Linked DNA regions of Homo sapiens: regions 1, 3 and 4 are each linked to region 2. A link is a contact called in ENCODE Hi-C or POLR2A ChIA-PET data. All regions are on one chromosome and are shown on one strand. Each heading gives the region's core, a stretch centred on a gene start or an enhancer-like site at or near the end of the contact. The rest is flanking DNA. Distances are from core to core; before and after follow the strand shown.

Evidence for each region. A loop is a pair of places that touch in the nucleus more often than their neighbours do. ChIA-PET counts read pairs that join two places held with the same protein, here RNA polymerase II (POLR2A). Pooled maps may share reads with other maps.
Region 1: a loop to region 2 is called in a map of CD4-positive, alpha-beta T cell, with 5 times the contacts of the local background. The contact joins the promoter of MIS18A-AS1 here to the promoter of RCAN1 in region 2. A Hi-C loop is called at or near these places in 3 of 168 maps with a recorded cell type or tissue (CD4-positive, alpha-beta T cell, CD4-positive, alpha-beta memory T cell and naive thymus-derived CD4-positive, alpha-beta T cell) and 7 of 50 pooled maps.
Region 3: a map of tibial artery shows a loop between it and region 2 (7-fold over the local background). The contact joins the promoter of EVA1C here to the promoter of RCAN1 in region 2. A Hi-C loop is called at or near these places in 2 of 168 maps with a recorded cell type or tissue (naive thymus-derived CD4-positive, alpha-beta T cell and tibial artery).
Region 4: a loop to region 2 is called in a map of CD8-positive, alpha-beta T cell, with 6 times the contacts of the local background. The contact joins the promoter of CFAP298-TCP10L here to the promoter of RCAN1 in region 2. A Hi-C loop is called at or near these places in 2 of 168 maps with a recorded cell type or tissue (CD8-positive, alpha-beta T cell and naive thymus-derived CD4-positive, alpha-beta T cell) and 11 of 50 pooled maps. POLR2A ChIA-PET finds 5 or more read pairs at or near these places in 1 of 52 experiments (activated T-cell).

Annotation. Positions count from the first base shown.
Region 1 is chr21:32,276,992-32,280,667 of GRCh38, reverse strand. It overlaps MIS18A-AS1 (MIS18A antisense RNA 1), which reads right to left and starts at 1,463. Exons shown (of 1, transcript NR_046576.1): 1 at 1-1,463. MIS18A (MIS18 kinetochore protein A) reads left to right here and starts at 1,619. Exons shown (of 5, transcript NM_018944.3): 1 at 1,619-1,987. The coding sequence starts at 1,654. RefSeq lists enhancers at 1,206-1,425, 1,369-1,868, 1,869-2,370.
Region 2 is chr21:34,612,982-34,616,717 of GRCh38, reverse strand. It overlaps RCAN1 (regulator of calcineurin 1), which reads left to right and starts at 1,605. Exons shown (of 4, transcript NM_004414.7): 1 at 1,605-1,958. The coding sequence starts at 1,707. RefSeq lists silencers at 1,371-1,800, 1,991-2,090.
Region 3 is chr21:32,411,263-32,415,103 of GRCh38, reverse strand. EVA1C (eva-1 homolog C) reads right to left here and starts at 2,398. Exons shown (of 8, transcript NM_058187.5): 1 at 2,091-2,398. The coding sequence starts at 2,250.
Region 4 is chr21:32,610,254-32,614,107 of GRCh38, reverse strand. It overlaps CFAP298-TCP10L (CFAP298-TCP10L readthrough), which reads left to right and starts at 1,731. Exons shown (of 12, transcript NR_146639.2): 1 at 1,731-2,003. It overlaps CFAP298 (cilia and flagella associated protein 298), which reads left to right and starts at 1,731. Exons shown (of 7, transcript NM_021254.4): 1 at 1,731-2,003. The coding sequence starts at 1,865. RefSeq lists enhancers at 1,490-1,599, 2,260-2,309.

The DNA of each region.
Region 1 (3,676 bases), core at 214-2,713, 2.3 Mb after region 2:
CTCTACAAAAGTAGAAGGGGCAAAGTATGGTGAGGCATGCCTGTAGTTCCAGCTACTTGGGAGGCTGAGGCAGGAGGATCGCTTGAGGCCAGGAGTTCGAGACCAGCCTGGGCAACATACTGAAACATCATCTCTGAAAAAATAAAGAAAAGAAAAAAAAAAGCAGAAGGAAGGAAGGGAATTCTATGGGTAAAAAAAAAAAGCCTAAATTATCTAAAGCATTTTCTTCCAGTAAGAAGGTGATTAACATGAGCATGGTGTGCCAGGGTTTACAAAGTATTTTCATGAATATTAGAAAACTCGATCCTCATGAACAACTTGGTGTAGTACTGAAGAAACAGACTCCATTTACTCCATGAAGAATTAGACTCAGGGAAGGCAAACAGCCTTTTCCACAGTTCCCTACACTGTTACTACCTTGTGGAGGGAGGGGTAAGTTAACCAGGACCACTGACTCCAAAGCTTTTGCTTTTTGCTAGTGGCTGTAAGCACTAAAATTGGAAGTACATTTACATAAATAGTTTATGCAACCAAGCAAAATAGGCAGTGACTTGGGGGACACCCAGAGCGTAGTAGGAACAGAGTAGGTCCTTGCAGGTAGCTTTCTTCCCAGGTATACCACCAGACTGTCTGTGGTGCAGCTGGCTGGTTCCCCGCCAGCTTTCCCTCCTGACCTACGGTGTTTTAGGCAGAGGCTGGCTTTCTGGGGCAGCTGAGGAAATCTGTCCTTATCATCAACAAGGGATGCTTCTTCCTTGCAAGGACGAATTGTTCCTTGATCCAAGCAGCAGGGACACTTCCAGGCTTTCCAGGGGCACTGCTGCTTCCTCAACTTTTTCCTTGCAGTGACAGCCTGAGTGATCCGGGGCCCTTCCCAGGGTCTCATTCCAGGGATAGCAGTGCGCAAAAGGACCCTGTGATGAGGGACTCCTCTATCCCCTTCCTTCTCCACTTCATGGAAAGGAGGTCCCCAGGAGCCGACAAAATAGAGCAGTGGTCATCAAAAGTGGAGCTGCTTATATACAACTATAATTAGTCCACTTACAAAAAAGAAGAAAAAGGGTGGTGGTCTGGCACAGTGGCTTACGCTTGCGATCCTGGCATTTTGGGAGGCCGAGTAGGGAAGATCGCTTAAGGCTAGGAGTTCGAGACCGGCAACATAGAAAAACTCCCCCCCCCACCCCCCAAAAAAGGTTGGGCTGCCAATACTGACAGCGTGGGCACGCCTAGGAGCTTGTTAGAAATGCAGATTCTCGGGCTAACCTGCTACCTGCTGAACCAGAGTCTGCGAAGATGGAACCTGGCGATCTGCTTAAGAAGCTCGCCAGGCGGTTCTTAGACACTCAAGCTTGCAACCCGTAACTTTCTCAGTGACGCTGCCCCTCCCACGGAAAGGGGTGAATAATCCTTAGGAAGACAAGCAAACAGGTCTGCATCATCAATTTCTTCAGGCTGGAAAACCTGACGCAGGCGCAGTGACTATCACGCTTGGCCAAGGCCGCACGGCGCGCATGCGCACTAGAGGCCGCCCGCCGTCCCGCCCCCTTCAGGCTTTTGCCCCTTCTCGGCCTCCGCCACCGCTCCCCGCCCCGCGCATGAGCAGCGGCGGTTTTTTTTCCCATGGCGCTCTGGGGCGCGGGCGATTTGTAGGTAATGGCAGGCGTTCGGTCACTGAGGTGTAGCAGAGGATGCGCTGGCGGCTGTGAGTGCGGCGACAAGGGCAAATGCAGCGACTCCTCGCTGTTGGGCAAGAGACTCTCCGAAGACTCGAGCCGCCACCAGCTGTTGCAGAAGTGGGCGAGCATGTGGAGCTCCATGAGCGAAGACGCGTCGGTGGCCGACATGGAGAGGGCGCAGCTGGAGGAGGAGGCGGCGGCTGCGGAGGAGAGGCCGCTGGTGTTCCTGTGCTCCGGCTGCCGGCGGCCGCTGGGCGACTCGCTGAGCTGGGTGGCCAGCCAGGAGGACACCAACTGCATCCTGCTTCGCTGTCAGTTGGGTCGAGCCGGGCAGGGGGGGCGTGGGGTCGCCTTCTTCCAGGGGTGCCGCGCGTGGGCGGCCCGGGAGGAGGCGGGGGCTCCTTGGGGCTGCCCAGGGACTTTAAGAGCAAAAAGTCTGAGAGTGTGAGCTGTGGCAGGAAAAGGGGAGGAGGGTCACCCCTCCACTTTGGCTCTCGGGCGGTGGGTTCTTTTCTGGGGTCCCCGATCCCAGAAGAGCAGTGGTTGAATCAGCATCATCGTGAGCATTACTCAGAAACAAAGGGCGACAAAGAATAACACTTTTAAAGACCCTAAAAAAAGAGAAACAAATGGTCAACTAGACTGTAAGCACTTGAGGTGCAGCCAGTACTATTACTCCCCATAGAAATTAGCAGGCTGTTGGTGTATCAGCGGATGCCTCTACAGCCTCCAGTGATAGAGCCGCAGAGTTGACGGAACACAGTGCTATAGGGAAGAAAGGGAAGGAAACTTGCAATAAAAGCACCAACAACCCCATGAAAACTGGCGAGGAAGGAGGATGTAGCAAAAGAGTTCAGAAGAAGGCAGGAATTAGTTTCTAATCCTGGTTCTAGCAGTTACCTCTTACCTCTGTTGTTCCACTGTTCCCTCATTTTGATGTTTTTGCAGTATTTAGGGATAAAGTGGTTCACATATTTTTTATGAATTGGTGTAAGAATGGCTGTTGTTTTTGGATTGTGATTTTTCAAGATGAAGTTTTTTCTGTCTTTGAATGCCGTAAATGTTCCGATGGCAGTAATTCACCACCGGCTTATCGACGTTTCTGGAACGTTTTCCTTGGTGTAATACTGGGAATAAAGGAGCACACCAGTGTCCAGTAGTTAACTGAAAGTTGAGATTAACTCTTTGCACCTATCAAAATCAAACCAGGCCGAGCGCGGTGCCTCAGGCCTGTAATCCCAGCACTTTGGGAGGCCGAAGTGGGCGGATCACGAGATCCGGAGATTGAGACCATCCTTGCCAACATGGTGAATGAAACCCCATCTCTACTAAAAATACAAAAATTCCAGATCAGCCTCGCCAAAATAAAAAATTAGCCGGGCATGGTGGTGTGCGCCTGTAATCCTAGCCACTCCGGAGGCTGAGGCAGGAGAATCACTTGAACCCGGGAGGCGGAGGTTGCAGTGGGCCGAGATTGCGCCACTGCACTCCAGCCTGGAGACAGAGCGAGACAACGTCTCAAAAAAGAAAAAAAAGAAAAAAGCAGATTTTTGGTTAGGTAGGAAAAGCTCTTTGTTTGAATGAGATTCCCTTGTTTACATGTTTTTAAGGAATAACGTGTTTGATGTTACATCTTTCATTTTATTTGTTTGTTTCGATAGAGTGTATTTTTTGCCATGTGGGCTCTTTTCGTTGTTTTGCGTTACTTATAGAAAGACTGTTTTTGTTATTTAATTTTTATAACAATAGCTTTTAAATTTAAAACATAGTTCTAAAATAGTAGTTTAAAATTTAAAGAACTATACATTTTTTGATTTATCAGATTTAGATAATAGGATTTAACACCTCCCCACACCCCCCAGTAAAGACAAATAAATGAACTCGGATTCATTTCCATTCCTTCCTTACCCAATTTGAATTAGTTTAATTATTTTCATTTTGTCAAGGTTTATACATTTACATTCTGTACATTTACATTCTGTTCTGTAGCTATAACAGCC
Region 2 (3,736 bases), core at 356-2,855:
AAGGCACAGCTTGGTTTTATACATGTTAGGGAGACATGAGACATCAATGAATGTATGTAAGCAGTACATTGGTTTGGTCTGGAGAGGCAGGACAACTTGAAGCAAAGGCAGGAAGACTACTGCAAAGGCAGGAGGCAGGAGGGAGCTTCCAGGTCACAGATAGGTGATAGACAAACGGTTACACTCTTTGGGTTTCTGATTAGTCTTTATAAAGGAGGCAAATCTGTCTCGGTGAAATGCATCTGTCTCAGTGAGCAGAGGGGTGACTTTGAATGGAATGGGAGGCTGGTTGGCTCTAAGCAACTTCCAGCTTTAGTTTTCCTTAGTGATTTTGGGGGCCCAAGATTTCCCTTTCACAGTATGACGGTTCCAATTTCTTCACATCCTCATATCATATTCTATTTTATGAGTTATCTCTAGATGGGTATTATTATTCCTCTTGGGTTTAGCTCCCTGAGGACACAAACTGTCCTAAGACTATGATAATAGTAATCATAGAACCGTGCACATGGCAAGTTCTGAATAAATCTCAGCTGTTGGATATACTTTTTGTTATAATTACTAACACTTCCTAACTAGAGAGTAAGCCTACTCTAAGAAAAAATATAACTGTAATTTCACAACCTCCAAAGAACCCAGTGCATAAACAGCTACCATTTATTAAGCACTGACTGAATTCTTAGTAATATGTCTTCATTTTTTTCAGATGAGGAAACTAAGATTCAGCTTATTTGTACAAGTAGTTAAAAAGCAAAGCTGAAATTCAGACCCAAGTTCTCACTGTATCATACTGTCCAAAAAAGAATTCTATTTTTCAGGAAGAGACATGTCTGCTCACTTGAGGTCCTCTTATTTTTCCGCTATTCCCCAAAGGAAAGGGGTGATCTCTTAATTCTTTCGTTATGTCCTATTGTACATAGCATATAATGGTAATTCAGAAAAATTACTTCTAATTACATAAATTTTCACAATGGTATAGTGACTAATACGCTGAAATAGAAAAGTAAGGCATTGTTATCATGGTCTAGTTCAGTCTTTATTGCGACTATATCTGATAATATACGGTAAGCATCTAACCACTTGCCAGGGGCCACAGAGCCACAGGGAGACTATGTCTCGCTTAAATTCCCAAAAGTGGGCCCCTGTGCTTCAAAACGTCCCCGCATGGGAACCACAAAAACGTTGCCTCCCCAGTTATCACCCCAAGGGCCCAAGAGCCGAGGACTCTGCCCGGCGTCCTTCAGCTGGCACCAGCTGTCAGAAAAGCGGAACTGGGGACGAGGACTTTGCCCCTAACCAACATGGCCGCCCTGAGGCTTCGGGCTTCGGGCGGCAGAAGGAAGGTCACGTGAAGAGAATTCCGTTCCTTTATTGGCCCCGTCTCCTGGAAGGGCGGGGTACAATAACCCAACCGGCGCCGGCCTTAAAGGGGCCACCGTTGGATCTGCCGGTGGCCGGCCCTAGGGGCTGGGGGGGCGGTCGCCGCGCCGGGCTTCTGCCCCTCCCGCGCGGAACGGTGACGGGCGGGGCTGGCGCTGGGAGGCCGTGTCGCTGGGAGACTGCTGACAGCCCGCCGCCTGCCGCCGCGCGATTCCGAGGGGGTTAACGGCGGAGCCGCCGGCCGGGCGCGGACCGGAGCGCGTGAGGCTCCGGCGCGCAAGCCCGGAGCAGCCCGCTGGGGCGCACAGGGTCGCGCGGGCGCGGGGATGGAGGACGGCGTGGCCGGTCCCCAGCTCGGGGCCGCGGCGGAGGCGGCGGAGGCGGCCGAGGCGCGAGCGCGGCCCGGGGTGACGCTGCGGCCCTTCGCGCCCCTCTCGGGGGCGGCCGAGGCGGACGAGGGCGGCGGCGACTGGAGCTTCATTGACTGCGAGATGGAGGAGGTGGACCTGCAGGACCTGCCCAGCGCCACCATCGCCTGTCACCTGGACCCGCGCGTGTTCGTGGACGGCCTGTGCCGGGTGAGGACCGCGCCGGGCGGGCCGTCGGGGCGGAGGGCGGACACTTGTTGCCCGAGGAGGCGGCGCGGGTCGCAGCGCCCAGTCCCGGCCGCGCGCGGGGCGGGGAGGCAGCGACGTCCCCCGGGCTGCTCGGCCGCGGACCCGTCAGGGCTGGGGCGTGGGGACGGCGCCCCGAGGGTCCCGGTCCCCTAGCACCCCCGGGGCGCGCGGAGCTCACTGCAGAGTCCCACAGGCTCGCCCCGGCCCCCGTGTGCGCCCAGGCTGGTGCGACTAGGGGGGTGAATTCGCTCCCCAAGGTGGGGCAGCGCCGCCGCCCCCTGCGCTCTCGCCATCGCCCCGCATTTACTCGCTGGAGGAGGGGGTCACCTCATTCCTAGGGAGGAGGAAACAGACATTGAGCGGCGACGTGACTCAGTGTTCATAAATAGGACGACGTCCCTGCATTCCCAATCTGCACTATTGGAAGAAAAGCCAATGTTTGGGTGAGGATCCGTGGTTGCTCATTAGCCAGCGGCTGGCCAGTTTTGGTGGAATTGTGTTGGGGGGAAGGGGACCATCTTTCAGACCTTTAGGATATTTAGTCAAGAACCTTGCCCCCTTGTGTGAAGGTGTGGCTTGCCGCCATCGGGGACACCCAGTACATGGGGAGTCGACTCCTTCCCCCGCCTCCCCCCACCCCCGCAAAATCCACACAATTTAGACACTTTGGAGGGTGAGGGGCAGGTATGAGTAATCAATAATGGTGGTGGGGAGGAAGAATTTATTTCAAATCTGCAGTTATTGTGCAGAATAAAATGTGGACAACGTGGGCGTCACAGAATGAAACCGGTCTTTGAGAGATGCCCCATTAGGAGAGCAGCTGTCAAAAAAAGCAGTGCTTTCAGCGCTTGGCTGTGGGTCCACAAATGCTGTCAATGAACTATAGTTGAAGGCTGCTGCCAATACAACACCACTGTGAAACAGAATGGTGTATGTAAGTGTCATTTATTTATAATTTATATGTTCACTTACTTTCTGAAAGGAATTACAATGGCCGTGTGCTTAGGTAAGCTTCCAGGCATGCTTTCTAGAGCAGCAATTGTCAGGAACTCAGGGTCTTACTGATTGATCTTACTCTAAAACCTTTTCCTCTCCATATAAACTAAGCGCTAGCCAGCATTTCAGACCTTTTCCTTAGGAGTTCTAGGCTGTCTTTCTGCTAGAACAAGGTCAAGTCACGTAAGACGGCACTTACTTGTAGTGTTGGAGACAATTTTTTCCAGTGTTGGATACAATCCTGAAATTGTGTTGTATGAAAGTTTGCCCACTTCGCTAGCTATTCATTTTAACAAATATTTATTGAGACTTCGCTACGGGATAGGTACTGTCCTAGGCTCTGAGGCTGCATCAGTAAATAAAATAGCATTTCTGCCTCCAGGGTTGACATTTTTTGGAAGGGAAACAAGCAATAAAGAAATATCAAATGTATCAGAAAGTAATGATGCTATAGGAAAAAATAAGACTTGGAGGGCAGGAGGAGGGAGTGGAGATCTGGGAGTGGAGGGGAGATTGCTATTTTCCATAAGATGATCAGGGAAGGTCTTACTGATATGGTGATATTTTGAGCAGAGACAATGTAGCATTGGTTCATTCAGGCTTTGCTGTCTATTGAGTGCTTACTGTGTTCCAGCCACTGGTTTAGGCCCAGAGGATAAAGCAGGGAACATTTCAAGCTCCTTGCTTTCATGGAGCTTAGGATCCAGTGGTTGAGGGGGAGATAGACAATAGGAAAAAGGCAA
Region 3 (3,841 bases), core at 1,149-3,648, 2.2 Mb after region 2:
GCTGAAACACTGAACCGAACAATAAGATGGTCATCTTTGGAGCTTAGGAATTTGCAGAGGGAGGGCGGCTAAAATCCAAGTCAAATGAGCCAACTTTGGAAGATGATCTTTCTTTCTCCCTGAGATTTTTCTAATATTTCCCTGACCTCACATGATATAGAATTAAGGTTTAAATTTAAGTGCATCAGTGGTTTGGGAGGACATTATATTTCCTTTCTTCTCCCCAAAAGGCTTCTGACATGTTCTGCCTAATCTTCAGATCTCTGGAGAGCATCACTGATGAGAGGAAAAATGGGGGCTCGTTGTGGGTGGCAATATCACCACCTACTGCTGGCTCAGGGAGTTTGAAACCCTGGAATTTAGGTTCGTATGGAAAGCAGAAGAAAATGCCTTTTATCATTTATACTATTTAGAATAACATGTATCAAATCATTCATTTTACTAAGGAGTTGATAGCTCAACTCCACTGTATGTAACAGTTGCTAGATACAGACAATTCCAAACTTGGGTGGTAATCTATAGACTGTTACAAGTATTGCAACTGCTTCCCTAAAGCAACAGAACTCTAAGTGTCTATAATCTGTGAAAACAATCTAATGGTTACACTGCAATTTGCCTAAAGCAATATTTGTTCAGTTGCAATGATGTCACAAACACAAAAAGGCTTGTCAGTTTTCAATTATTTCCTTAGAATTCAGAGCTAGATGGTGGCTGAACTCAGAACTGCTTTCCATAGCTCAAATCAGCTAATACAGAGCTTTTCTAGCAGCCAAGAAAGTTCTAGTAGTACAAAAAAAAAAGTTAATAGCCCTTGAAAAGTCTGATGCATTTCCCCACAACTCTTACCACAGAGTTCTGATCCTGGGATGCTTGATTTTAAGGGCCGTGGGTGGCTTGCCAAATAGGCCTTATCTTGGCTTCCTTTGCTAGGTAGGAATACTGCCTTGATATTACATATTCAAAGCAAAGAACCTCTGACCTAAGGGCTCTCCACTAACAATGACATTCTCTGTAAGTAAACTAGAACCCCATCTCAACTTCTGGTTTGCCCTTGTTCTTTGCTATGTACTAGCCTACTGCACAAACAGGACTGAGGAGGACTCCCTTTACCACCATTATGTTGCAAAAGACTCTGCACTGAGGACCCGATAGGGACCGACTGTGCAAAGCCTGAACTTGGCAGAAGATCCCTGGAGAAGGAGGAGTATGGGGCTCAGAGCTGCTCCCTAAGCTGGGCTGGGGAAGGCTGAAGGCCTCCAGCCTTGCCAGAGGGAGATCCAGGTGTGCTTCAGCGGCAAGGACATGTGTTACCTTAAGCAACTGCAGCGCTAACTTAAGCATGTGCTCCTATGGCTATCGTCAACCTAGAAATCCCTTTCACTTTGGGGCGTCACACCTGTAAGCTCAGAACTATCTGAGATCCGCTGCGAGAGCCTGGATCACGATTCCCAAAAAGAAAAGCCTCCTAGTTTATTCGAGAGTAGGAAGTCATTATTTTCTGTGAAGGAAACTGGAATTGGAGAGGGAGGACCCTGGTACACTTTGGCAGAGAGGCTCCTCTCTCTTATCTAAGTATCTCCTCATCCCTCACTGCCTTTCCACCAGACCTCCAGTCCCCGCGGGCTTCCCTTTCTACCTGCCAATGTGGACTCGAGGTCAAGTGTCCCCTGGGCTAGTCTCCTTACATGGGCAAACGGGCTACGCGGGTGACAAACGCGGCGCAACGCCTCCGACCACAACACGTGTATTTTACAGCGCTGGGCGCGGCACAGGGCTCAGTTTAAGGAGCCTCCATAGAACGAGCGTGGCTCAGGACCAGGTCCCTAATGCTAGGAAATTGACGAGGTCAACAGCAGGGCGAGAAACTCTGAATACATTACACACCCTTCCTTCTTGGGAGTGGCAGTCCCCCGTCGCCACTTCACTCGCAGCCATCTATATGCCAAGGGCTCACACCAGACAAGTGTCTGTGAGCACGCCTCAACTTTAATCCTACCCCGCCGTGTCCACTGGTGCGGCTGCCCCCAGTCGAGGGTTCACCTGGGCGCTCCGCGGTGCCGGGGGCACACAGCCAGGGAGGGCGCTCTTACCAGAGAAGTCGGTGAGCGCTGAGATCTCTTTGGAGCAGACCAGGACAGTGCAGTAGAAGAGGCGCAGGAGCTGCCCCGGCGGCTCTACCTGCCGGCGGAGGCCGGGATGCTGCACGGGCTGGGGCGTCGGCGGTTGGCGTGCGCGTCCCGGCAGAAGCATCGTGCGCTGCGCGGCGGGGCGGAGGCGCAGGCCCGGGACGCGCTGGGGGTCGCAGGGCTAAGGACGGCGTCACATGGCGGGGAGAATCGATGGCCAGCGGCTCCGCGGCCCCCCGCCGCCTCCCTGCCCAGGCTGCCAGAGCCTCCTCCCCTGCGCGGGCCAGCCCAGGCGCCCCAGCAAAGGGGAGGGGGCGGAGAACTGGGGCGGGGCGAGGATCCCCGAAAAGGATCCGCGTAGTTTCCCCGAGAGGAAATCTCCGTTGCCGCCGTGCCGGAGGAAGCGAGGGGGGCCGTAGGGAAAGCGCAGCCTTCGCGCGCCCCGCGGCTGCCCAGGCCGATCCCTGGCGCGCTGCCCACCGCGGAGGGCGCCCCCAGTAGCGCGCCCCGGGCCGCGCACCTTGAGCGCCTTCCACACCCGGGAAACAGCCGGGCACCCGTGGCCCTGCCCGCGCTGGCCGGGTGCCAGCCTCGCCCTGGCGGCAGAAGGAGCGCGGCCGGTGCCCGTGACGCACTTTGGAGCCAGCGCCGCGCGTGCAGCTGGGGCGCCCCCGGGGCGGGGCCGATCGGGGGCCGCAGGAAGGTGGGGTCCTGGAGGCGTGGGATCGCACCGCTGCCATCCCCGCCACCCGCCGCGCGCCACGTGCAGTCACCCGGCACATACAGTTATCGCCATTCCACAGAAGAGGAGACTGAGCCCCGGCGCCGTGCCCAAGCTCTCGCAGCCAGGACGGCGACGAGCTGGAGGTCTCAAAACCGGTCAGATGGCTCCGGAGCCGGGATCTTTAGCTCCAGCTCGGCTTCCTTTGGGTGCTGGTTGTCCGCAGCGCTGGGGGATCTGACACTGCACCGGCGCAAACAGCCGCCGAGCGCTAATAATTGGGCTTTGTTTTAAAGTGGGCCACAGCATCTTTCTGAACCTCTAGACTGTGCGCGGGGTGACCCACGTTCGGACGCCCAGCCAGTGGCCTAGGAGTGGCCTGCGTAGCCCCAACTCAAGGGTATCGAGGACAAGTGCGCGAGGGGCTCCGTGGCTGCTTGCCGGGTGCGGGTACCTGGCGCCCAGCGACCCAAACCCTATGGATCGCGCGGGGCCGGCGGAAGGGAGGAGGGCGGGCGCTAGGCACACAGTGTTCCCGAACCCGGCGGGAGGGCCTGCCAAGTTCGCGGCGGGCGTGACGCGGAAACGTAGATAATGAGGCCCAGGGCGGGGCCGGACGCACTGCCCCGCGGGCTCCAGAGCTGCGAACGCCCCAGAGTGTGCAGGGAGGCCTGCAGAAAGAAAATGCGGCTGAGGGTCCCCGTGGGACCCACTCAGAGGTGGGCCGTAAAGATCCCGGAAGGGTGGATGGCATTAGATACCACCTAGTACTCCAGCAAGGGCTGGGTCACCGAATTGGGATCTCGGCCTCTTCTTCCAGTCTGGGGAAAAGTGTGTTAAATGCTAAACATCAGTGTTTATCGAGTGAGGCCCAGCCTGTCTGGCATAATGATTTTTAAAATCTACATTCAAATATTAAATAAAAACTCAACCTCCCCAATAACATTTGAACATAAATATTAGTGTGCGCTCTCTAGGTTAGGGAAACTGAAGC
Region 4 (3,854 bases), core at 482-2,981, 2.0 Mb after region 2:
GTCTAATATCCGGGGAAACAGAGGATGATATTACTCCCAATATCGCAGAGGGTGGACACCCCCCTGGGATATTGTTCCTAGTATCCCAACGGGGAGAGGATGATATTACTCCCCATATCGAAGGAAATGTACACCACCCCTGTGATATTGTTCCTGATATCCAGAGAGGAAAAGAATGATATTACTCCCAACAGCGAAGGAAATGTATACCCGCGCTGTGATATTTTTCCCAGTATCCGGGGGGGAGAGGATCATATTACTTCCAATATCGCAGGGTGTGTACACCCCCTCTGTTATCTTGTTGCTAACATCCAGGTTTGGGGAGGAAAACATTACTCCCAATATCACAGGGGGAGTACACCCCTCCGTGACCTTGTTAGTAATTTCCTGGGTGGAGAGGATGACATTACTCTCAATATCGCAGGGGTGTACACCCCACTGTGATATTTTTCTAAATATTCAGGGCGGGAGACGATAATATTACTCCCAATATCGCAGAAGGTGTACATTCCCTGACCATCAAACATAAGAAGTCCATCAACCTGTTTAGTTTTCTTTAGATCTGTATTTGAATTTGTGTTGTCCGTTTGTTTATTTATTATTTTTGAGACACAGTCTCACTCTGTCGCCAAGGCTGGAGGGTAGTGGCGCGATCTAGGCTCACTGCAACCTCCGCCTCCCGGGTTCAAGCAATTCTCCCACCTCAGGCTCCCTAGTAGCTGGAATTACTGGCACGCGCCACTACGTTCGGCTAATTTTTGTATTTTTAGTAGAGAAGGGGTTTCACCATGTTGGCCAGGCTGCTTTCGAACTCCTGACCTCAGGTGATCCGCCCTCCTCGGCCTCCCTAAGTGTTGGGATTACACGCGTGAGCCACCGCTCCTGGCCTGTCCATTTATTTTTGTTTTCTTTTTGTCACACTAAAATATAAGCTCCATGAGAGCAGTGACTCTGGATCTGTGGGGCCCGGAATAAACAGCGACTGACGCCGACTGCCTTCAGCAAGAGTCCGCTGGAGGATGGCTGGATATTTCTGGGAGGGTCGCTCTGGCAGGGGCCGCTGGAGCTACCCCAGCAACGCCATCCAAATCAACCTGAACGAAGAAGTGCGGACACTCGCCCTGGCCCCTCCGTCCTGAAAAGCTGACCCGCGCAAACAGCAGCGAACAGCAAGACTCAGTTCTGGGTCGCTGCCGCCGAACTTTCCCAGGCCGGAAACAGCGTGGAAACGTTGCCGGAAGTGGAGACTGAAAGCGGCGGAAGGGACGCTGGAATGTGGAGCGGTTGTGGGGCGGCAGCTGCGGAACTGCGCGATTGTGGTTCCCGCCGTATTTCCCGTTCCCCATCTAGTAACTCCCATCTCAGCCCACGTATCTCCCTGAGTGGAAATCTCGGGCCCCAGACCAGTCGATTGGGAGGTCCGCCCTCCCCTTCAGCGACTTGGTCTGTGTTTTGGCAGTTGCCGCGACAACAGTCACTTCCGGGAAGGGGCTCTGCGAATCTCCTTCCGTCGGTCCGCTCAGAATCAGCTGTCCTCTCAGACTGTGTGGGTGGTTTCCCCGGCCGCAGCTCCGTACGGGCTTGGATTGCTGGGCCTCGGTGCACCCCAGCCTCCCCCACTCGGGTTCTGAGCTTGAGCTGGCGGCTCTTTAACTCTGCTTCACTGTTGCTCTTGGCAACATCCACTTCCGGGAGCGAGTGCCGTTTCCCCCGCTCACCGCGGGCTAGGGAGCGTGGGATTCCGGACTGTGAGCGGCTGTTAGTGCGTCGCAGCTGCTGGCGATCCGGCGACCCTCGGCCGGCAGGACCCGCGGGCCACGCAGCCGGGGCCTTCTCAACGCCTCAGTACCTCGGCGGGACCGCCATGGTTCTGCTGCACGTGAAGCGGGGCGACGAGAGCCAGTTCCTGCTGCAGGCGCCTGGGAGTACCGAGCTGGAGGAGCTCACGGTGCAGGTGGCCCGGGTCTATAATGGGCGGCTCAAGGTGCAGCGCCTCTGCTCAGGTGCGGCTCGCGGGTGGGCCCATCCCGGACAGATCGAGAGACCGGCGTGGGATGGAGAAAGAGGGGCAGGGTGGGCCGAGGGGTCAGGTTTGTGAAGATTATTGAAGAGATTTGCAGCAGCCGGGGTTGAAACGGGACACTAGGGTTAACCGGAGATGAATAAGGAACCGGAGAAGATCCGGCCTGTCTGACACCCCGGGCTGGGAGGTGGGCCCAGGTGCCTCTCGGAGCCAGGATTTGGGGTGCTGCGAATAAGTGGAAATGGGCTGGGGAGGGAGGAGGGAGCCGAAAGGCCGGGCTGAACAGCAGACTTAGTGCAATTAATCACGTGTGAGGGGTGAGATGAGAACTAGGTGGGCTTTTAAAAGCTGAATTTACTATTTTTAGTCGCCCAATGTAAAGCAGCGAGCCACCTGGCTTTGGGACGGCCCCTTACAGTTGAGGAAGCCTTGGTGATCTTTCCCCGCCCTGGAAACGGCCTGTTGCGTTGCGGCGCCGTCTCCCTACCCCGCGCAGGTTCCAGGGCACCCGCTTTGCCGCAGAACTTTCCGGCGGTGGAAGGGCCCCCATCTGTGCTGTCCATTGGGCAGCTGCCGGCCACTTGTGGCCGTAGAGCATTTGGAATGTGGCTAGTGCGGCCAGGCAACCGAATTTTACATTTGCATTTTAATTAATTAAATATATATAAATATAAATAAATACCATATATATAGTATATATGAATATAAATAAATTATATATATGTATATATAAATATAAATAAATTATATATATATATATATATATGGTATGTGTGTGTGTGAGAGACAGGGTCTTACTGTTGCCCAGGCTGGAGTGCAGTGGCGCGATCTCTGCTCACTGCAACCTTCGCCTCCCGGGTTCAAGCTATTCTCCTGCCTCAGCCTCCCAAGTATCTGAGATTACAGGCGCCCACCACCACGCCCAGCTAATATTTGTATCTTTAGTGGACACGGGGTTTCATCATGTTGGCCAGGCTGGTCTCGAACGCCTGACCTCAGGTGATCCGCCTGCCTCCGCCTCCCAAAGTGCTAGGATTACAAGTGTGATCCATCGCGTCTGGGTCATTTTAATTTAAATAAATTTAAATCGCCAAGTGGAGCGAGTAGCTGCCGCATTAGACAGCATAGTTTTTGAACTTGACGGGATGATACTTCCTGATGTGGTCTAGGATATTACTGTTTATATAACTATCGTGTATATATAGAATATACAAACGTAACTATTTGCAATAAATAGTATATTCATTTATGTGATTTATTAAATTGCATGAATATGTGATTTATTATGAAATGTATTGATTACATTATATGAATATGTGAGTTTTGCACCGTGGAGAAATTCCTGAGGGTCATGGTTCTTTTCATGAAACTTATGTGTAGTTTCTTAATTGAGGTTCCAACACAAACTCAATATTAAATGTTATTTTTAAGTTAAAGCATTTGAGGAGAAAAGGAATTCATCTTCTTTTCCTATAACGTTATAAATTGGAAATGTGCTGAATGCTAAGAGTCACATTAGTGAACTGAAAATTCATGTATTTATTCTGCACCAGTGCTCAGCCTTCAGAAGACAAGGATGGGGCCGGGCGTGGTGGCTCACACGGGTAATCCTGACACTTTGAGAGGCTGAGGCGGGCGGATCACTTGAGCCTAGGAGTTCTAGACTAGCCTGGGCAACATGGTGAAACCCAGTCTCTACTAAAAATACAAAACGTGGTGACACATGCCTGTTGTCCCAGCTACTCGGGAGGCTGAGGCGTGAGAATCGCTTGAACCCGGGAGGCAATGCTGCAGTGAGCTGAGATCGCTGCAGTGAGCTGAGATCGCGCCA